2 separate regions of the Mus musculus genome follow, and region 1 is linked to region 2. A link is a loop called in an ENCODE intact Hi-C map of the cell type or tissue named here. Cell type or tissue: gastrocnemius. All regions are shown on one strand. Each heading gives the region's core, and the rest is flanking DNA. Links, peaks and the distances in the headings are about the cores only. Region 1 overlaps Rora (RAR-related orphan receptor alpha). Region 2 overlaps Rora (RAR-related orphan receptor alpha).

The links. A loop is a pair of places that touch in the nucleus more often than their neighbours do. Peaks named below come from ENCODE experiments on the same cell type or tissue, not always from the same donor. Only the 100,000 strongest peaks of a DNase experiment are listed, where the experiment ranks them.
Region 1: a loop joins it to region 2, with 2.3 times the contacts of the local background. A loop is called at or near these places in 3 of 42 quality-filtered maps.

What each region holds. Positions count from the first base shown.
Region 1 is chr9:68,959,909-68,971,726 of GRCm38, reverse strand. The region is part of intron 1 of Rora (RAR-related orphan receptor alpha); the gene reads right to left. Among named protein-coding and RNA genes, the nearest start is that of Gm31262, 140 kb to the right of the region's middle. In gastrocnemius, for the core only: a CTCF peak has its summit at 5,074 (motif pointing left); DNase peaks (open chromatin) are centred at 4,997 and 7,641; H3K27ac peaks cover 473 bases.
Region 2 is chr9:69,033,175-69,044,992 of GRCm38, reverse strand. All of the region lies in intron 1 of Rora (RAR-related orphan receptor alpha), which reads right to left. Among named protein-coding and RNA genes, the nearest start is that of Gm31262, 220 kb to the right of the region's middle. In gastrocnemius, for the core only: a CTCF peak has its summit at 5,688 (motif pointing right); no DNase peak of the experiment used is centred there; H3K27ac peaks cover 2,419 bases.

The sequences.
Region 1 (11,818 bases), core at 1,375-9,374, 73 kb after region 2:
ATAAGGACATGGGTTTGAATCCCAGTCCCCACACAGAAAACCAGTCATGGGCGTGCGTGCACACACACACACACATACACCTATAATCCCAGTGCTGCAGATGATGAAGACAAAAGGATGAAGACAAAAGGATGGCTGAGGCTCATAGGACTCCCTCCAGTCTAGCTTCAGATGCAGCCAGGGAACCCTGTCTCAAGGAATAAGGCAGAGAGTGATAGACCAGGAATGATAGACATCTCATCTGGCTTCTGCACAGGTGCACATAGGAACATACAACTGCACATAGGTGTTCATAACACACACACACATACACACACACACACACACACACACACACACACACACACACACACACATCTGCTAACAAGTCTATGAAGACCAGCCACAAAATGGTTAACACAGGCAGATAAGGAAAAGGAGGAGTCTATAAGACACATGATTGTCACAAGCATCAGCGAATGACACCTTCTAGATTTATGTTGAAGCCACATGGCTGGCTATTTTAATACTGCTGTCAGAATGGCCCAGTGTGCTGCTAACTGAGGCTTAATCTGCGTGAGTCAGATGGAGTCACTGACTACAGACGTATGATATGACCCCCAACACTCCACACAGGAAACATGTACACTTCCACACAGGTTTTCTCCTTTTTTAGTAGATATTGATAGAAATAAACATGTAAAGGATATGGCCATGGTATCTGCTACATGGTAAAATTATTCCTGTCTTCTTCCCTTAGGTCAGAAAAACCTCATGTATCCATGTATGCCCACTGCATGTTTGACACAAAAACCACGCCTAAGTGGGATACACATACAAAACACTGCTTCATGCTTTTTATTCCACAGTGAACACTGATTTTCTTGTCTTACTGGGAAACTTAAAAAAAGATTTTTTGATTCATGATATTCTTCATGATTCAGTTGTTTTTCTTGTTTGTTTGTCTGTCTGTTTTTACAACCTACACATCCTAAAGAAACATTTATTTTATTTATTAAAATACTGTTTATATCCCCCAATTTAATAGGTTTTTGAAAAATGACATATTTAAACTAAAGGAAATTCCTCTTCCAATTTATTGTTAAATAGTCACAAGTACCTTCTAGTGAGACACATGTGACTGGTGGGTACCACACAACTTTTTAGACCTTGCCATCACATTGGAAACCCACACCCTCAATTCCTATTCCATACTGATTTTCTTGATGTCACACTTGACATTATAGTGATTGCCCAAAACCCCAGTTTTGCACTGTTGTGACATCATTAAATGTAGAGGACTCCAGTAGTGGAACTGTGAGCTCCTTGAACAAGGCGTTCACATGAGTCTGACAGATGTCACAAATCACTGTTTTCCTCCACTGTTTAAATATTTCCTGGCACCCCTCTGAGTATGCAGTAAGACACAGGGGCTCATTGCCTGGGAACCAGGAGACTAATCAACAAGAATGAGTCAGACTCTCCTATGCCACTGTTTGAGAAATATGAATGAGACTACCCCAGACGTAACCCTGAATCACAGCAACTTTCGGGCACGCCATTTGAACTCATTCTTTCCATAATTTTTCGTTTATAATATGCCTTAAATATTTTTATTTTTTTTAAGTGTGTGTGAGAGTTTTGAATGCCTGTTGTGCACCTGCATGCGCTCATGAAGCGTGGATGTCAGAGCCTGACACTTAGCATCGCCCTTAGTAGATCTCCATCTTATTTTTCGAGACCAGGTCTCTCACGTGGAGCTTGTTGATTTGGCTAGGCTGGATGGCCAGTGAGCTTCAGTGATCCCCTGGAGCTGAGGTTTTACACACATACGCACACACACACATACACACACACACACACACACACACTGTTACTCCCAGGTTTTTCTATGGGTGCTGGGGATCATTAAAACTTAAGTCTTTATGCTTGCATAGTAAGCACTTGACCCATTGATTTATCAACACAAAGCACTATAAATATCACACACACACACACACACACACACACACACACACACACACACACACACACTCCAGTCATCTTAACAGTGTCATATAGTCAGATAAGGTCAGACTTTTGGAGATTCTGACAAGTCCTTGCTCACGTCAGTTTTAAGATTAGCAAAGGTCACCTCAGCATAGCTGTATGCTTATCAGGTGGTTCTGTGCTGTGCTCAGCTTCTTGTACTCTTATTTCAGACACGGAAGGGAATCTCCTTTACACGTGGGGATAGTACAACACCCGAGCCTCCGACCCTAAGTCTGCTGTTCTGAACTTAGCTGCAGGCAGAGAGAAGCGCCAGGCTTCTCTGTCCTTTACTAAGAACAGGCTTCACCTTTTCTCACTAAAACTCCATCCTGGGTCATTTTCTAGGTATCATACGGTGAAAAGAAAGTGTTAGCCTTGTTCTAGAAGAGGAACTGGGGCAGGGCTGCTTTTCTCACTGCTCTGACAAAATATCTGGCAAGAGGAACCTAAAAAAGGAAGGGTCTGTTTGACTCCAAGTTCAAAGGTACAGTCCACCATGGTGGGGAATGCAGGACAGCAGCTGCAGCTGGTCACACCACAGCCGCAGTCAGTGAACACAGAGGAATACTAGGGCTCGGCTCACTTTGTCCTTATTCAGTGTCGGATAGATAAGCCCTTAGAATGGCACTGCCCCACCCACCTCAGTTAACCTCATCTAGAAACTCCCTCATAGAAATGTCTAGAAGCTTGTTTCCATGGTGATGCTAGATCCTGCCATGCTGGTGGTCAGTAGTAATTATGACAGAGAGAGAAAGAGAAAGGAAAGTTATGTTAGTTAACACTTAATGATTACCTGAGAAGAAAGGGGCTTGACTTAAAGTCTCTGTCATTTCTGTGTCCCAAGTATGCAAATATTCCCACCATGGATGGGTGATGTCAATGAATTTGGGGTTAAGAAGTGGCTATCACCTCCGAACAGAAGATTTCATATTTTCTCTTCCTCTCCTTTATCTTCCTCCTCCTCTTTCTTCTCTCCCCCTCTCTCATTTTTTTTAACTCCTCTGGTTTTTTTTTTTTCCACATAGGATTTCATGCAGTGCACGCTGGCCTTGAACTTGCTGTTTATCTGAGACAGACCTTGAACTTCTGATCCTCCTGCTTCGACCTCCCAAGTGCTGGAATCACAGGTAAGACATGAGTCACCCACCACACCTGGCTTATGCAGTCCTGACAAGTAAATCCAGGGATTCACGCATGGGAGGCAAGCACTTTACCACAGGATCCACATTCCCTAACCCCTTTCCTTTGCTTCTACGGCAGCCTGTGGAAGGCTTTGACTCAGGGCACATGTGTGCTTCAACTCTTGGCTCAAGTTTCATATATATCCTAATTGAAAAAAATTAATCTAAAAAAATAAGGTTGGAGATGTGTGTGTGTGTGAGAGAGAGAGAGAGAGAGAGAGAGAGAGAGAGAGAGAATGAATGGACCTTGGAGAGAAAGCGCAATGAGCCTAAGCAGTGCTGGAGTGGATGTCTTCCTCTGTGTGGAGGGGATACTGTCTCAATCTTTCTTCCTCAATTTATCCAGTGGAGGGAGCATTTCAGTAAAATCAAGTTCACAAACATTCAGCAGGCATCTATCCAAGGCCTCATGTTTATTTTACTTGTTCTGAAGGGTCCAAAGAGAAAACAAGGCTGACTCTGACCTCAAGGGGGGCAATGTACCCAGAAACAGGAGACTGATTGTCCAGAGTTATTCTCCCCAACTCCTTTTCCAAGAGGCAAATGCCGAATTCATCAGACCATCCCCATGCAAAGGCACAGAGGAGGGCATACATTATTTGGAATAAACAGAAACACAATGGTTATTACAAGGGTGGTTACCCTCCCAGGGACCATGAGTTTAGAATTATGCAAAATAGGAGAAGATCGATCCTTAAAAGTTCTCAGTGTAAAAGACACTTAAATGAGGTGGCAATGAGAAATACAATATCTCCTAATGAGTTAAAATGTCCTGTGCAAAGCCCTGTTGGAAAAATGTCCTGCTGTCCCACTGGCTTGGCCAGCGTGTGGGAGTTTATTCTGAGTGTGTATACAGTTATCTATGAAGTAGTTTATTTGCCTAAACACAATGCAAGTTCACTAATAATTGTACTGAGCCCTTGCCTGTTTTTGACCCTGGGTATGAGTGAAGGGCCACACTTGTGTTTTACATGAGGAATCAGCCAGGTAGTCACAGAGCCCCAATGCCTTCTTTAAAGGACAGACATGATGAATCTGCAGTAATGTGATGTAACAAGCCAAAGGCTAAATCATGTATACCCTTATCCTTCCCAGGTATATACTGGATTTTGGTAGAAGTCTTTCCCTTCTAAGTTTCATCCTGGTGATACAGGGAACTTCCCCCCAACACTGGTCCCTAGTTTGTACCGCTAGGTGGATGCTAAGTACCTCGATTTTGAGGGGGGAAATGCTGGGGCTGAAGAAATGGCTCAGTGGTTTAAAGCACTTGCTACTCTTGCAGAGGACCTGAGTTTGATTCCCAGCATCCACATGGTGGCTCACAACCACCTGCAACTACCAATTCCAGGGGACCCAATGCCTCTCTCACACACACATAATTAAGAAAAGCAAAAATACGTCTTATAAAGAAATACAATTCTTAAGACGCACCAGACAGCTCATTAGATCAGCTTTCTCCGATACATATGTGTTGTTTCCGATTTTTTTTTAATGTTTTCCAAGCAGGGACCACTGAGCTTTCTTTCAAGTGCCAAGAACTATGACAGCTGCTCTATAAAGGTATCCAACAGTTAATTAAGACACGCGTGTCATCGCTGCACTCCTTTGTGTTTCGTGGGAAGCGGCTGCTAAACAGATGAAAGTGGGTCTGGGGCGAGGGGGAGCGTAACTATTATTTCAATTAATAAATAGCTCTAAAAGAGAAGGAAGCCACGGAGGCCGCCGTGCGCCTGGATCTGCCCCGGTTCTGTCAGGAAAATTAAACAGAGCACGGGTGATGGCTGGCTCTCGCTTCTGCTGAAGAGGCCCAGGCAAGTTGGGTCACCTGTGCTGAGCAAGTTTGCGGCTGCCTGGTTCTTGGGGCACCCCCTAGTGACATCTTGGTATAACCTCCCACACCCATTTCCGGCTACTGGGGGAAAAGGTATAAAATTTCCCTTTTTCTTCCAACCCACAGTCTCCCTTCTATTTCCTGCACCCCCTTCCACTAAAGAAACCGTAACATGAATTTCCAGACAAATATCAGGGAAGCACTTATAAATATTTCAGAGGTGTTTCATAAATAAATAAGCAAATCTACAAAAAGACTTCTTTTAATGAGATCTTGGCTGTGGTTTCTGCCTTTTATTTGAGCATCATTAAAATCAGTTGGGGAGGTTTTTTTTTTTTTTTCCTTACTGGACTCTTTTGGGGGGGCTTCATAACATATGAACATGCTTGCTATGTGTCTCTGAAACTTGTAGCCCTTTACTTTTTGACAGATTAGGCCGTGGCAGCACAAGGGAATAGCTTTTACTCTTTTTAAAGTAAATACTAATCAATAGCAACGGACAAAACCCTTCTCGCTGTCTAATTGCACCGTAGCTGCTCATAGACCCAGCAGAATTTTCCCCTGGATAGAACAAAATTAACTACCAGGGACTGGTCTGGTGAATTATCACCGACTCTCTATTCAGATGTAATTAACACAAAGCGCCAACAACCAAATGCATGTTCGCGGATCTTTTTTGAAGGTGTGACTTTTCAAACAGGGTCTGGGGACGGTGCTGCCCATGTCAAAATTCTCAACACAAACATCTGCATGGGAAATCCAGCTGGCAGGGAGGTGGCCATGACTATCATTGGGAAACCCCTGTAACCCACCCCGACTTTGTGTCTGCAGTCTCTTTTTCACCACTTCGTGCTCTCGGGTTATTCCCTTGATAGTGTCAGGAATAACTAGACCATCTCAGAGACAACAAATGACTGAATGCAGCATAGCCAGCAAGTGTAGCAGAAAGCACTGGCAGGATCAGATGCTTGACAGGTAGCTATCTCAGCAGCTCCCACAGGCAGGGGTATCACAAGCTTTCACTTTGGTTAAACAGAATTAATATTTTGATTGTGCAACAAGATTTTATTTTATTATTTATTTGCATGTGTCTCTGTGTGTGTCTCGATGTGCGCGCGCGTGCGCGCGCGCACACACACACACACACACACACACACACATATATGTCTGTAAAGGTCAGAGGTTGATGTCTGGTGTCTCTAACAATAGTTCTTCATCTTGTTTATTGAAACAAGTCTCTCGATAATCTGGGGCTAACCAACTGGGCTTGGCTGGTTGACTAACAAGCCCTAGAGATCCACCAATGTCCACCTCCTCTCCACTCCCAGGATCATAAAGAAACATGTGCTGAAACACCCAGCTTGTTCTACGGAGTGGACTCAGGTCCTCAGGCCTTCTCGAGGCAAGCAGTTTCCTAACTGAGACACTTCTGCAGTCCTCCAACACTCTGGGCTAATATGTTAACTCTTTAGAGATGCCCGTACATGGAAACCTCTTCTTAAAGTGTGGGCTTAAGGTTCCTTATAAACTGCAGGGGGTCAAGTTTGTAACAAAGCCATCTCTGCCTAGAATGAGGGTGGAGGATAAGAGATGGGTGTTTTGAGTGTCCTTTCTAGATACTTAGCATTTCTGGTAGCCAAAAGACACGACTGCACACAGTACATATAACATCGCACTTCAGTTGGCAAACCCACCATTTTGTGTAGAGGTTCTTGTAAAGCTACTGCCGTTTATAGCAGTGTGTTTAGGACTCAAGAGCCAGCACCTTGAGTGACCAGCGCTGTGGACAGAAACCACACTGCATCCCAGCAGTTAATATGGTGGCCCTTGCAGGAGTCATTCCCCTGACTCCTTCATTCTGGAGTACGTGATTCTAACCTTGAACCTTTGCCTGCTCTCTGCCCAGTTGCTTGAGCTCCTACCTCCTCCCCGACATGCATAACTACGTGTATTTCCTGGGGCTCCTTCCATAACTCACGTATGTCTTCTCAGGAGAGTCTCCCTCCGGTCTGCCTTGGGGAAGTCTAGTCCTGACTCGGGGACAGCTCTAAAGCCTGCTCAGTTTTGTACGCAGGTTCATTGGACTGTGTGGGGGAGTTGGGTTGTGGGCTATCTAGAGATCTTGTTCAGATATTACCTTCATGAGAACATGTTTTCTCTGGGCTCAGAATAAACTCACAGAAAAACAACAACAACAACACAATACTAATTAAATCTGAATACAATTACTGAGTATGCCTTTCTCTTAGAAAATATCCTATTATCCACCCCAGTCCCAGCAGTACTAATGATGGAGAGAGAGAAGATACCTCTGGAGAGACTAGATAAGGATAATACCAAATTTTAAAATCGGTGGAAAATGAGTGCAGGGGTAGGCGGCACTATTATTGCTGCTAAAAATAGGCCTTGGGAAGCTACAGTAAATGGGGAAAGCCAGGAAAGCCATCCCTCTCTTCAACTGTACTGGTGTCCCGCATCCTTCAGGAGTAATTTTCTCCAGAGGTTTCAGCTATAACACTTTGGATTCAATATTCATTTCCATAGTGGCCTCTCCCCTCGGCACTGCCCCCAGGAACGCAGGCTGAGCACCGAGCTTATTACCCACAGAGCAGGCTTGGTTCTGCCAACCAGAAACTGTGCCAGATGCCAAGCAAGAACTGGGGCAATTAGACCCAGTATGCTGCCTGGTGTACTGATGATGGGAATTATTTTACAATATTTCTTTTAAAATCTATTTTTTTGTATTTTTATTTCTAGTGGTGTGTGTGTGTGTGTGTGTGTGTGTGTGTGTGTGTGTGTGTGTTCGTGTTCGTGTAGGAGTATAGGTATGTTGGTGTGCAGGGGTGTGTGGATGCATATGGGTAGACATGTATGTAGATGCCTGTGGAAGACCGAGAAGAATCTTGGATGTTGTTCCTCAGTGCAATCCACCTCTTTTGGAAGGCAGGATCTCTCACTGATGTGGAACTTGTAAAGTAAGCTACTCTTGCTGGCCAGTGAGCTCCATTGTCCTTAAGTCTCCAATTTCCCAGGGTTACAGGCGCACACACCATGACTATTGGCTTCTTGTTTGTTTGTTTTACTTTTATTTTTTTATTGATTATTTTATTGATTGACATTTCAAATGTTGCCCCCTTCCTGCTTCCCCCTCCATAAACCCTCCATCCTATCTCCCTTCCCCATCGCCTTGATGATGGTGCTCTCCCATCCCTCAACCCTCCATGCCCAGCTCACTGCTCTAAGCTGGGATCTCAAGCCTCCACAAACCAAGGGCCTGGGTTCTCAGGCTTGGAATCAGGACTTCATGTTTGTCTGGCAAGCATCTTACCAACTGAGCTATCTCCGTGATATATATATATATATATATATATATATATATATATATATTATTATTATTATTATTATTATTATTATTATTATTCTCCCCAGAGAGATCCAAGGTTACAATAGACAAATAACCCAGGGCTTCAGAGAAAGGTTGCATACTCCCCCACATCCCAGCCATACATCCAGGTAGGTGTTGTGTTGTCCTTGCAGCTTTGTGTGTCTGTCTGGACTGTTATTCCTGCATGGTGAACCTCCTTGGGAAAGAGAGGGAAAGGTCTTCCCGTACCACTCATCTCAAGGCAGGCTCATCGTCCAGAGTCTGCTGTCACGTATGTAACCCTCTCTTTCTCCACATGGTACCAATGCATGTGTGCTGGGGGAGCGGGACTTACTGTATGGCTCATCCCTAATCCTACATCAGGATGTCTGGGTGAAGCCAGGCCACTTTTCTTCATGAGACAGAGAGAGGAATAGAGGGTAAGAGTGAGGGTGGTCAATCAAGTTGGGCAATAGAACCCTGACTTGGATTTCTGGGCCTTAACTCAGAGTTCTTGCCACCACGTGGAGTTCCAGCTTCTGGTTAGAGTCCTAGCACCTCCTGGCCAGGCAGAGGTGAAAGGCCAAGATTCACCATGCCTCCCGCTTTTCCGTGAACCGACCTGGAATGCGCTCTTATTATTTATTTATTTTCCCTTCTTTATTTCAGTCCAGGTGCTTTTGTCTCTGAAAAAGCAGCTGACCCTTCATGGCAGAGGTGATGCAGGAATCTACCCATCAAGAGAGCCAGAGGAGTCAGCTTCCTGTGGAAAAAATCTATGTTTGCCCTTCAGCCTCATAATTGAGTTGCAAAGGGGAAAAAAATGAAAGTGTTTCCCAGTGGTGTGTAGCCATCACATCACAACACGCCAATAGCAAGCAAGAGGTGGCTCTGTCCATGGGATGCGGCTCTGGAGTGGGATCCATGAGGCAGAACAAGACCTGGGTTATTACCAGCAAATGATTACATTCTGGGTTGTATCGAACACTCTGGGTCCTTGAGCTTCTGAGACTAATGGGGAGGTCCACAGCCTCAGTCCTATCTATTTCCCCTAGACCACTGTGGAAATGAAAACTGTATCTTAACATTTTTGGCTTCTAGAAAGCTCTATAGTGTGTGTGTGTGTGTGTGTGTGTGTGTGTGTGTGTGTGTTTCCATGTGTGGGGTGTGTGTATGTGTGTCTATGAGCGAGGGCACATCCATTCATGGCACGTGTTGGAAGATCAGGAGACCTTCAGGGGTTAGAATTCATTTTTAAGTTTGTTTGAGAAAGGGTGTCTTGTTCTTTGCTGCATCCACCAGGCTAGCTGGCCCTCAAGTGTCTGGAGATGATACCTCTGCCTCCCATCTCACGGTAGGAGCACTGGGATTACATATTTGTGATACTGTAGATAGCTTTATGTAGCTTGTGGTGATCCAAATTCCAGTTTTTACACTTGGGCAACAGGTGCTTTGCCCATTAAGCCATCCCCAGTCTACACCCCATGTTTTAAACTGAAGATGTAAAGATTATAATTAATTAGTTTTATATTTTACAGTTGTGGATTTGTGTGTGGAGGGGAGGTGCAGACCACCGTGTATCTGGACGATCAGAGATGAACTTGTAGGAGCAGGTCCTCAACTTCCATCTTGCAGGTGCCTCAGATCTAACTCAGGCCGTCAGGCTTGGCAGCAGCTGTCTCTAAGATACGAATGTTAACTCCAGGCAAGTAGCTTAGCAGCCTGCACTCTGATCTGCCATTGGACAAGTTGGTGATAACCATCTGTGCTACCACTTCACATACATATTACCAACAGTAAGTAGATAACTAAACATGCTAGGCTAACTGGCTAGTGAGCCTCAGGGGGTCTAACCATTTCCACCTCCCAACACTACAATTATAAGCAAGGGCCAAGGTGCCTGGATTTTTCTATATGGATTCCTGGAGGGCTTGGACTCAGGGCCTCATGCTTACATGCAAGCTATTTACCAATGGAGATACTTTTTGTAGTTAATATATTTTACCGTTTACATTTATGTACCTGTGTGTGGAGTGGCGGCGCAGAGCACATTGTACCTGGAAAGCCAGAGAACAACTTGTAGGAGCAGGTCCTCGATTTCCATCACGGAGGGAAAGCCCGGCTTCTTCAACTCCCCCTCTCTGTCTTCCTTTAAGGTTTTAAGTCCCTTGTCCAGGGATTAATCAAATCAGCCCCACGGAGATGCTTTTAATAGCTATTAAGAGTGACACTGTAGTAACTAACCATGTTCAATCCTGGTTTTTTTAGTCATGTCAATGATCATGAGTCTATATACACAAAAGATCTTTTTGTTTCTTCATAAAAAAAATATTTTAGGAGCTGGAGAGGTGGGTTAGAGGTTAAGAGCACTTGATGCTCTTGGAGAGGACCTGGGTTTAGTTCCTAGCAACCACATGATAATGCACAATCATCTATGACTCCAGTTCCAGGGGATCCAACGCCCTCTTCTGGATTCCTTCAGTACTGCACACACTCGGCTTGTAAGTGCAGTATATATACACACACACTCACACACACTCAGTAAACACACTTAGGTGTGTAATATGAAATAAAGAAATATAAGCATTATTCGAGAGAGGGTTTCATGTATCCAAGAACGGCCTCAGCCTTGCTGTGTAGCCAGACTGACCCTAAATTTTTGATCCATTTACCTCCACTTCTTGAGTGCTAGAGATTCAGGTGTGTACCATAACATCACTGGTTAAAATGAGGCTGGGCCTTTTGTATGATAGTCAAACACACTCAGTTAAGCGAAACCCCTAGCCTCATACATACTGCCTTTATGGATGCCCAGCTGTCTTTAAAACAACAGCAAGTTCCAAGCTCTGCTCCTGGAGTATCTATTCACTACTGGATGGATGGCACAGCTGGACCAGTCTTGCAGTACACCCTCTGCTCCCAAAGCCATTTACATGGCTGCACCTAAGAACACAGGGCCAATCTAGTCTTTCATCATCACCAGGCAGCTGGTCTGATTTTACTGACAGACAATAGATGGCTGCCTTCCTGTTGTAGTTTCTAGGTTCTTGGTTCTCAGAGGGAAGGCGAAGCTCCTTCATCTCCCCTCCTCTATGTATTCTTTTAAGAGTTTAAATCCCTTGCATGGGGATTAAATAAATCATCCTGCAAAGAGACCGATTTGAAATACAAATATAAGGAAGAGTTGATTCAGGGCAATGGACTCCTTCCCCAATGGGTAAGTAAAAAAGCAAAACACTGCATATTTATTTGGGAAGCCACGTTGGGTAAAGAGGAAGGTTTCGGTTAGCTCTTAGGAAGAAGATCAGAGAAGCAGGGCAGGGGAAACAAGCCTACCAGAAGCCCTGAAAACTGTCCATTATGTTGCTTAAGGTGCAGCCTGGTACACCCCTCTAGACTCCAGAGAGATACTTAGACGATCCATTAAGAGAT
Region 2 (11,818 bases), core at 1,846-9,845:
CCAGGCTTTTGCGCCCGTCTCAGTGGCTGAGGCCAACGGAAAGCCTTCATGATTTGATACATCCTTCCAGGCGAGTAAAGCCGTCTCCTGGATGAGTGTATCTCATCCCCATCTTTTCCCTCCTCAGAGCTCTGAAATTCACATGAGCAGACTAATGCCTCTGGAATGTTTATTCTCTGAAAGCTGGAAGCTCCAGGGTACACAAGAAAACAGCACAAAATGTGATGGGAAACACATGGCAAGTGTCTAGTTGATTCATGGAAAATTCGAGATTTACATGGGCATGAGGGACAACACCTCAGGTTTTCTCCTCGTGGATGAGTTTCCAAACATTGCCATATTCAATTCTCCTCCTGGGTCTCATCCTGCCCTGATCTGATCTTTGTCCTTAAACTAGAACATCCACAAGGTAGATGTGGTCTATCTGATTTGGGGTGTTTTGTATGGAGACGCCACCCCAGCATGGACCACAGCTCAATGGCGTGTCTACAGGGCAGGGCTAGATGCCCTTATGCCTCCTCCAGTGTCCATTAGTTCATCCCTTCTGATAACGCCAGCTGGACTGTTGACATTACATCTCCAGGGACCAGGACACAAAGCAGATTTTCCCCTACAAATGATTTCTGGAATTCTCACGAGCTAGTTAAATTAGGGCAAGATTGGCCCAGCTACTCGAGTTTTCTATAGTGGAGTTTTCTAGAGCCCACAGTCAAACACATCTATATTTAAATATAGAATTCCTGATCTGGAGATTTATCTCTTCCTTATTTGGTATTTAGGGAGAGAGACACTCCAGCCTCTAGATGAAGCTACATAACTCTTGAACTCAAAGCTATCTGGCAATCTGCTAACGCACATCTGCATTTCCATGTCTGGCCATAATGGTATGTTGCAATCAACAGTTGGGGTGTCGCAAGACATCCCTGTACTATTTGATACTTTTCAAAATGAAACTAACAGTATTCAAGGCTGTGTGAAACAAATAATACTCTCAGATGTGCCTACTAGGAAAAGAGAGACCTTGCATCTAGTATAGTAGTAGAAAATGCACATAGCCCGTCTTTTGGGAATGTATTTGAAGAGCTTCTATGCCTGACATAAATGGTAAAAGATGTTCTCTTTCACCAAAGATTTGAATATTATTAAAAAAACAGTTATGGCCTAATATGTTTTGTTCCATAGAATGACTTTAGGTGGGCACATGCCAAAATTAAATATCATATTATATATTTATATCTTCCAGCCTCTCTTGCAGCTACATGTGACCCTATGAGTAAGTTATAACAAATAGGATATATGATTGTTCAGTTCACCTAGAACTCAGGTGAAAGTTGATTCCTAACTCATTTGGTGTGTGAGAGACTTTCCTGATTTTTCCATTGAAAGTTTCACACATTGGAAATTCCCCTAGTTCTGAGCAAAAATGGGATGTTGTTTTCCTATCTCTTTACTTTCCTCTTTCTTTAGTCTAGTTCCTGGAACATGAGCCATCTTGAATACATGAGGGTAAAGACCAGGAATGACAGAAGGGAGCTGGAACCACATCCTGCCCACACAGCATGGCTATCATAGCAGCTCAAACTTATGATTGTCTGTTAACTGCTGTTTTGCTTAAGTGACTAGCTGTTAAAGTTTCCAGTATATCCTGAGATAGCTGGACCCTAATATATCTAATTTCATTCATTTATCTCTCTACTGAAGACAAGAGTACAGGAGAGGGGAGAGTTCTCATAATTTTGATCTTTATGGGGGTAGAAATCTACCGAAAGTCATCATCCATCGACCAGGTTGCATTAAGTGGGGAAATCGGATTCAAGTTCATATCCTTACCTAGATCCTCCCTCTCACCTGTCTGCCCTGTTCCCTGCCCTTCATCCTTCTGTTCCATTCTGACTTTGTCTTTCTATTTCTTGACTGTAGACGGCTGAGTCTTTCTCTTTGTTCTCCTCTAGCTATAGGTCTTTCCTCTAGCTATATATAGATCTATCCTCTAGCTATATATAGGTCTATCCTCTAGCTATATATAGGTCTATCCTCTAGATATATAGGTCTATCCTCTAGCTATATAGGTCTACAATTTCTCTTGAGGTGCCAAACCCACCAAGCACTACCTTTTTTACTTTTTTAATTATCATAAATTTGACCCCTTCTAAATTCTGATGACATGAGTATACATTTGATATTTTATTACAAGTGTGTGTGTGTGTGTGTGCACACATTTGTATGTGTGTGACCCATCATGTGCCTGAGTCTCGAATCTCTGGGAAGACTGTAATATCCAGGGAGGGAGGCAGAATGGTTGAGAGAATATGGTGTAAGACCTAAATAGTCCATATTCAAGTCCAAGTTCTAACATAGGCTACTTGGGTGGCATTGAACATCAGTGTCCTCCTTTATAAACTGGAGTGATGACAATATCTCCTTTGGAATTCTGTGATAGTAAGATGCCATGAAAGAAGCCATGGGCCATTAAACACCACAGCCAGGATAATGGTTTCGTGGAACATACATTTTTTTCTAACCTCTCACCACATACACCTAGCTTGTTCACTACTGTGCCAGGGATAGCTTCATGATTCTGCAGAATACATAAACAAGAAAAGACAATACAACGCCCCCACCCAATATGAAGAAATTGCAATGAGTTTGGTGCTGTCTGGGCATCTCCAAAATGCAAATTAGGTACAAGTTAGAGAGGATCTGTCACCGTAAGATCTAGGGTAGTAATTACTGTATGGCCATCAGATTTGTCCATTGTGCTAGACATGCATGGCCAGTCCTAAAGCACAGTGCCACCACCCTTCTTAGTGTCAACTCTGCATGTACCTGGTCTCTTCCGGAACAGGACTAGAAATCACAAAGGCTCTACCTGTGTTTTATGTCAGGAAAGAAATGGCCTCTACTCAGCAAACTGCAAGGAGACTTGTTATTTTCAGGAGCTCTAGATTTTTTTTTAGCAGATTACCAAGGTGATGACATTCAGCTTAAGACCACCTATCAATGGAAGGATGCATGCGAGCCCTTTCCTGAGGCCCTTGGGAAGGCACCATTTTCAGAACAAAGGCATGGGGGCTGGGGGGGGGGGCAGGTGTATGATTCAGGCAAGAGCCCAGTCTACAGAGTAACACCCAGACACAGAGAAAGGCCATCTTTTCATTGCCTAGGGCAAACAGCAGCATAGTGTTTTGACATAGCTGCCCCCTGGCGATGCTCTGAGCAACACCTCATGTTTTGGGTCCCTCTTCCTTGCTGCCTCCCCCTGAACCCTTACAAGCGTACGATTTCACTGATAGAATTCTCCCCCCTCCTCAGGAACAGCAGCCAATATGCTCACCATCCTTGAGGTAGAAAAGCTTGGAACTTAATATTTTCAGAAAGTTAGAGTTTCCAAAAAAAGTTTCCAACCTAGGGAATGGAGGTATAATTGTGGAAGTCAACTGTCTCCACAGACAGGATGGAAACAGTATCCTGAAGGGAAACCACACCAGAGGGGCTGAGGACCTGAGGTAACTTCAGAATAACATCAGCTGGCTCTTGGTTCCACAGTATCCTCACAGAGGGGGACCAGAATCCTGCACACAAATTGCTCTGATCAAATTTAGGGGCCCTAAAGGAGATTAGGCTTGGCTTAAAAGCTCTTGGGCTACAAGTTAATAAGAATTTTAATAAAAACGGAAAGTATAGCCCTGGGCCTGCTGCAGTAGCTCTCTAGGTTGCTGGTATTCTATCAGTCAATCGTATAATCTTCTTTGGTGTTAGTTAGGGTGAGTGAAAACCACGTGGGCCAGAGAAAGTTTCAAAGACAGAACCTAGAAGATCATCACCGGTGTTCCAAGAGACCTCCAGGTCTTCAGAGAGACCAGACTATGAGGTCTTTTGGTACCTACAACATGGGCTCTACCCGCTTTACATGGCAACACCATTGTTACATGCATGTTACATACATGTTAACAGTCATGACAACCAGATATTTCAGGTTACTGATGCCCCTTTTATAGCTGCTCGAGACTGATGAGCAGGGATGGTGAAGCTGGGTCTCCCAGTTCCCACTGCAAACACCTCAGAAGCTTATCTGCACGCTCTGAAACCACATTACATTGTTCAGTCACCGTGACTGAACCACCCTCAGATCCAGCCTCGTAGGTGGCCAGTCTGGGTTATTAGAATCCCCTTTAAAGGCTGGGAAAAGACATGAAAACATCTTTCCTTTCAAAATTTCAAGGGCTAGAGAGATGCATCAGTCTGTAAAGTGCTTACCATTCGTGGAAGAAGATCTGAGCCTGATTTCCAAAATCCACACTGCACTTGTAATTCCAAGGCTAGGGAAGCAGAGGCAGGGAGGTAGATCTTCGGTCACTCAGCCTAGCCTTCCCAGCATACTTTGTCAGTGACTCTATCCTTCCTAGCCTATATTTACCAGAAAGATTCAGGTTCTATGAGGGTCAAAAAGCAACACCAAGAATGAGATACCAACTGCTTACTTCCTCCCTCGCTGCTCTCTTTGAAGATGGCCAGGGATGGGACTGTGAGGATGAGAAGCGATAGGCCTGTTTTTCATAGTTATCTTCAATGGCCACAGCCGAGATACTTGTTTGTTTTCTCCAAAGACATGATATCCAACTGAAAATATCATCTACAATTTCAATGTTCCTTTTAGCCAGCACACACTGGTGTAAATGCCACCCATGGGAAATGGGTGTCCCTGTCCAGAACACCAGCAGGGCTTGGAGGATCACTGAATGGTTCCCACTGAAACATAGTACTTCCAGCATGGAGCAAGAGAAGAGGAACATCACCGTGGGCTCTCACGTCCCTACCACAGAATGAGAAGAGATCTGAATGTGACCCTGGCTGTACTAACCTCCCTGGTCATTCTTTGTGCCATGGTCTCCTCTTCCCGGCCCTAAAGTGATGCCCACACTGGCTGCCTGGATCAACAGCCTGGACTCCCACAGTCCTGCTTTCTGCGGCACTAGGCACAGTCTCCAGGGCAAAGCTCTCCTCTGGTTCTGGCCTCATTCTCTAAGATCTCCCTGAAGACTTCTTCACACAAGTCCAGCGAGGACTCCAGATATACCAGCTTTAGAGTCAAACTCATAACCCTATTGCATACGCTACCTGCTCCTGACTCTTCACCTCAGCTCAAGACAACCCCCATTTCATCTAAGCAGGAAATCTGGTGGGGGGAAGATCTCTCCTCAGGCTGTCTTGATATGACATGAACATGGTTTGTGTTTATTGGTCATGGAGTTATCCAAGATTCATGTGCTAATGATTTCCCCATCGGTTCTACCAACTCTAGCCTTTCTACCCAAGCCACCCTGGGTCAGCCTCTATGTGCCTCAGCTAAGGCAACAGCTGCCCATTTCAGGATCACTGTAGCGAGTGATGGTTCTGAAATGTGAATCCAATCTAGCCTTTCTTATGGAAAAATCCATTAGTGGTTCTCTGTCCACATGCTCACACACAAAGTCTGAGCCTTGACCTCAAAGGATACCACTAGCCTCAACTTTCCCCGACTTTGCTCTCTAGATGGAGACCAGGACAGAGCAGTCACAGAAGCAGATCTTAGCATTTTTGTTTTGCCTTTTTGTTTTTTTGGTATTTTATTTTCTGTATATGTATGTGGTCTGTGTGTGGGTATGTGAATCTGAGTGTAGGTGCTCACAGAGGCCAGAAGAGGGCATCAGACTCCAGGTGCTGAACTTATACGTGGCTGTGGCCAGCCAATATGTGTGCTGAGAACCTAACTTGGGTTCTCTGGAAGATCAGTAAAGGCTCTTTCCCCTTGTTTCTATTTTCCTATCAGTGCCTGTCCCTAAAATTCATTCCTGATACTTTCCTAGCCCATATTCATAGCTATCAATTTGTCATCATCAGAAAAAACTGACTAAGAAAAAAAATAGCAGGCTATTATTAAGGTGATTCCAGAAACGAGATGGGGTTTGGCAAACACAAGCTCCTTCCTAGGCGGGGCCCCGGCAATTACCATGCCAAATGGATGCACATATATCAATCAATACGCCATACACGCTGCCAGTCTCACCCCTCCTTGTACACACCAAGGTAGGCTTGGCAGCAGATACTGCAAGTTCAACCCATGGGAAACAAAAGCCAAGAGAATCAGCGCCTCCTTCTGGTCCTTCCATGGATGCTTGCTACAAACAGAGAGATGTGTCCATCCCATGTCATGTCTCATCCTGGCCTGTGGCCTTGCCCTTGGCTTCCCTGTTAACCAAAAGTGATAGTGTGCCCCTCGAGATAGCTGGCTGGGGGTGTAGTCTTCATTGTCTCCATTTGCTTTGAAGTCAGGCAGGGCCCAACTGAACAAGTCAGTATCTCATCATTGTTGTCTTGATGCCAAAAACCTCTGAGTCTCAGACATCTATGGGAGTAACTGAGATGCTGGCTTCCTACAAAGAAACAAGGCATTGTGAAGTACCGCTTCAGCAGCATGTTCAACAGCAAGCAAGAGAAGGAGCTTTGCCCTGCACTCCTGGGTCTCTCCCTAGTCTCACTCTACAGCTGACCCAACTTAAACTTCTCATCTTCCAAGGTGACCATAAGACCCTCAGAGCACATTAGGTGGATACATGGAGCCTTTACCCACCTCCCAAGTTCAGAAGCCTTGAGGAATCAAGACTACAAGCTGGATCTGTGGCAGCCACAGCTGCCTCCAGCCAACTGTGGGTTATCTGGCTTTGCCTTGGTGAGGTGCTGTGTTCTCCCCTCTCCCCTCTCCCCTCTCCCCTCTCCTCCCTCCCCTCTCCCCTCTCCCCTCTCTCCTCTCTCCTTTCTCTGAGGTGGTTTTGGTTCTGAAGAAGGAAACACTTGCCTTGCCTTTTGACATTACAAAGAAAATTAAAAACATCTCTGAAAAATACTCTAAAGTATTTTGGGATTTAAAAAGAAAAAAAAAAAGAACTCAACTCTAGTCTCTTCTGGAGAGACTTCCATTAGGAAGGGAGTGGATTGCAAAGGATGGACCTAATCCCAAAACTATGAATGGACTTTAGACTAACATAACCTCCTCCATTAGGTCATTTTCTAGACTCATTTTTAGATTAACCCTGCTTAGCCCTTTTCTACTTAGAAGGAAAGTATAAAACATCTACCATACCACCACAGGGGTAAAGCTAACACTAACATTCCTTTGGAAGAAAAGCCAGGGAAGGTACCAAGTAGCAACTTAGACATGAGATCCAAGAGCTAGCAGAGTTATTCAGTGCTGCCCTGCCTCTCCCTCACACTTCATCAGCCTGGGGCAATGTCACCATTGCCATGCCTCCAGAGCACAGATTTGGTTCCTCCTTCCTCCTTTGTGGTGGCCAAGCCGAGCAGCCAACCACTGCTCAGGAGCCCCCTTCTTATTCCTCACTAGTCTGTTTTCTTCATCCTGTTCCTTCCACTGTCTCCCCAGGTCCTGAGTCTACTGGCCTTGGACACTGACCCAGCTCCTTTGCCAACATTCCATCTTTATGCCAACGTTTCTCCAAGTGATGACAGGTGACAGTTTCCCCAAACACCAATTTCTTTGGTCCCATTCCCTTCTGGAATATCTACAGCTGGAGGAGAAAAGTCCAAATGTCTGGCTTGGCAGACAGGAACTCCTATATTTCCACTGTAACTTACTTTCCTAGACATTAAACATAAGAAGATACCTTGGAGGCTACTATTTACAGACTGCTGGCTCCACACCAGGTTAGGATGACAGGGGGTCGGGAGGGTTGGGTGTTGCTTTTCATAGAAGTCCTGGGAGTTTAGGCTAATTGTACTTCACAGGCAGGGCAGTGAGGCCTGCAGAGAGGGAGTGACTACGGAAGTACACAGCCAGTTGTAGACAGTGGGAAGCTGAGATCTCACATCATCAAAAGCACTACCCACTAGCCGTCTTCCTTGCTTTTTCTATCCAGCCTGGGTGGCTATGAATAGCCTCCCCTCCAAAACCCACCTTGTTGGCCAGTGTGAAAGATGATGCCCTAGGAAACCTCAGAACATAGTAGACAGCATGTTGCTCTGTCCTTACTGCCAACTTGACGGAACTTATAGCACTGTAGAAGGGAACCTCCATTGACGATTGTCCAGGTCAGGTTAGCCTGTGGGCATGCCTGTGGAGGCTGAGGTTGATTGCTAAGTGCGGTGGACAATCCCTCCCTGAACTCAGCAGTACCTTAGGCTAGGTCCTGAGCTGTGTAAGATAAAGAAAAGAGGCAGAGTACAGCAGTGGGCACGAGGCATGGGTAGACTCCTTTCTCCGTGCTTGACTGAGATGATGTGCTGGGATGCTCTAAGCTCCTGTCTTGATTTCCTCATACTAGTGCACTGGTACCTGGAACTACAAGTCAAAGAAGCCCCTCCCTTCTCCCCTCAGCTGCTTTCTGTCAGGACATTCATCACCGCAACAGAAAGCAAAGTAGGACAGGAGACAATCCAGCCCCCCTCCTTCTGCCCCAGCTAGAAATGGAGTGAACAAAGAAGACACAGCTGGGGCTCTTCCTAAGGACTGGCAGGAACAGTGGGCCCTGCACTTGCTGGGAGGAGGATGCCTCTGAGTTGGCTGCTCATTTGAGACATTGGTCCACGACCACTTCCTGTGACAGCTCCAGCTCTATGTACCCCTTCATCTATCTGCACCCCACGTGAAATTCCATTCCTAGGTTGAGATCACCAAATGTCCAAACCCAAGAACAACTCAGCTCAGAGATCGGTCCTGATTTCTTCTCCCTGCTCCTTGTGTCTAAGTTGCAAGGAGACAGGGAAAGGACTGTGCTCATTCGACTGCCTCAGGATTTTTTTCAACCTTGTTCAAAGCACATTTAACAAAAATTGCAGTATTCTTATGTTAAGGTGAGGTGTTTATTTTATTCTCATTCACCCTGGTGCACATGCATGAAAGAGGCAAGGGTGATGCAGATAAAGTAGCAGAGATGCTAACCATCACATCAGGACCTCACCCTATGTGAGGAAATGAGAGGATAGAAAGACTTATGTCCCCATGGATGAGATGACTGGTTGGTCAGGACCGTAGTCCTATGTCTCCAAGCAGAGAATTATTTTCCCTTCACAACCTTGCAGCTTCAGCCATTCCCACCCATGTTCTACCACAGATGTCCTTGTCAAGAGTCTGTGAGTCTCTCAAGGGATTTGAGAGGGGCCCTGTCACCCTGTCCACGTGTGTATTTTTGTTTTGTTTTGCTTTTTCCCCAGCGGGTAGAGGTCAAGGATACATTTATGATTAACACCGTGGGGTGGAGAATTCGCAGGTTTGAATGCTGCGTGAAGGGAAAGACATGTCAGAACCATGGAACAGTGGCCAGGCTGAACAAAGTTCCCCCAAATCTCCTTCGGATGTTCTGGAGTTTCTGATGAACTCACAAATTAAGCTTTGGATTAATTTTTAAAGCACACACCTCAGGAAAATACACAAATTTCCATGCCAGAGGAGCCAGTGAGCTTTGTGCAGCCTGCTGCTGGGCCTGCTGCTCTATTTGGGACATACAAACAAGCCAAATAGTTCCGCCTTCATATGCTTCTTTTCTTCTGGCCTTTTCTGGGAACATTTTCTCTATTTTTGAAGTGGTGAGCTTGTTCTTGACTTTGAAGATGGGCTTGATATGCCTCTTGCTCCTCACAGGGTCTCTTCTGGTCCTAGTCTGTCTTCCCACAGATCCTGGTATCTCCTTGGCCCTTCCTGAATTAGATTCTAGATATTTGTCATCTCTCCTCCCTCCCTTCCCACCTTTCTTTCCCACTCCTCCCAGTGTGTGTGTGTGTGTGTGTGTGTGTGTGTGTGTGTGTGTGTGTGTGTGTTACTATATTGAGAGTCTCCTAAGGATATTTGCTCTGTTGTATTCACCTTTGCACTCTGAGTGGTCAGTTCCCAGAATAGAGAGAGAACAAAGGAATTACCACGTTCGAAACTTAGAAAAACTATATCTAATTCAGGCAAATTTCAAGAGAAAAAGTCAGGTAAACCTGACTTTCTAAGCACAGCTGGAGAGGCCCCCAATTGACCAGTTCCCATTATACATTAATGACTAAAGCACCCACCGGTGAGCAGCTGCTTTGAGTAAGCCCCCCACACAGGCCCAGTGCCCACATTTGCATGGGCATGCACACACAAAAGCTAGAAGGAGCTTGGAGTGTCATGCAGAGGTGCAACCCATAAGATAAGATCATCGTGCTGCACAAAGAAGTGAACCACGTGACGATGTGGGTAACCCCAGGCACAGATGACACCCTCAGCAAGGCCCCACTCAAATCTAACCACATCATCTCTTCATGAAGCAAACATGAAAAAAAGCACCACTCCAACAATTACCAAAAGGGTGGTTTCATGCTTACCAGCCTCGATGGTATCAACACTCCTAACTCCAGGGCTACACTTGGGGAAATAGTTCTCTGAGATAAGGAGATGAACTATCTGCTCAAGAGAATGTGCAGGAAGTGAAGGGAGCCAGGCAACACGTAACGAAACAGTTTGTGGCCGATGAGCCATCTAAATAAAAGTGTCCCCAGGCAGCTTCAGTTGTGTAAGCAGAGGAAACCAAGACACCCTATCTCTGAGTGAGCACACTGTGGGTGCCAGCGTGCGTGTGTATCCACGGAGCATCTTGGCTAAAGTGAAAGTCACAGCTCCTCTAGCTGTGGCTGACACCTGCATAGAGTAGAAAAGTTGCAAAGGTGAGGTGACTTCCCATGCAGCAGCTTTGAAGACCCTTACTGGGTGGCTCTGTCTGCTGTGTGAAGCCATTGGCTGAATGGCCATCGCGATGCCATCCCGAGAGAAGGGACAGTGATGGCTCAGTGCAGTCTGGAAAGAGAGGCTGCACTTAGCTTCCTAGTACCTTGACATAGTTGGGTGATGAGCTCTGAGCCACTGACGATGGCATTTTGCTTTCAGAAGCTTTGCTCATGTTTCTTCCGTGTTTTCGGCAGTGTGGCGACTCTCATCCTTTCTACCCCTTTTTACTCCAGCAACCTTTTCTGCTTAAGCAGGTTTGGGAGCGTCTATCATCATTGTTTTTATACTTCTTTATGAAGTGTGTCTCGGTGTGACTGTGTGCATGTGAAGCTTGTACACTCTGACTTGTAGGAGTCTCTGGTTCTTTCCTTCCACCCCATGGGTCCCATGGGACCACACAAAGTCATCTGGTTTGGTAGTAGGTGACTTTACCCACCAACCTACCTTGCCATTCCCCCCCTCAAGCTATCTTTATATGAGTCTTCAAGGCCCTGGAGTGCTACAATATGAAAGCCAGGATGGGCCTTAGTGGCATAGAGCCCAAACTACACTGGTGCAAAGACGTGCTTTAATTCTCTGCTCTGGAATTAGTCAATGCTCTTTGACTTTAGTTAAGTCCCTTAACCTAAGTTTCAGGCCATCTGCATTAAGTTTGCTGTAGACATAGGAGTTCCCTCATGTGAAGTCCTTAGCACGCGAGCCATACAGACCTCACTATATGGAGCTATTGTGATGAACAATGGATCAAAGAGAATCCTGAGGTCCAGAGAGTGTAAGTATTTCATCCTAAGCAAAGGAGTCTTGAGTGGTCAGTAGCTATCAAATCTAGTAGATAATGTCTGAATCAGAGATGAAAGTACTCATTACTGGTTTAATTCATGGTAGAACTAAAGTCCATTCAGTTTTGGGACAGAGCTTGGCACACTATATTACAATGATATTAGTAACTGCACACGTGTGCGCGCGTGCACACACACACACACACACACACACACACACACACACACACACAAGGTCTATTCAACTGAAAAGTGGAATCTGGCACTTTCTAGGTCTCCTAAAAAGAGTATAGCA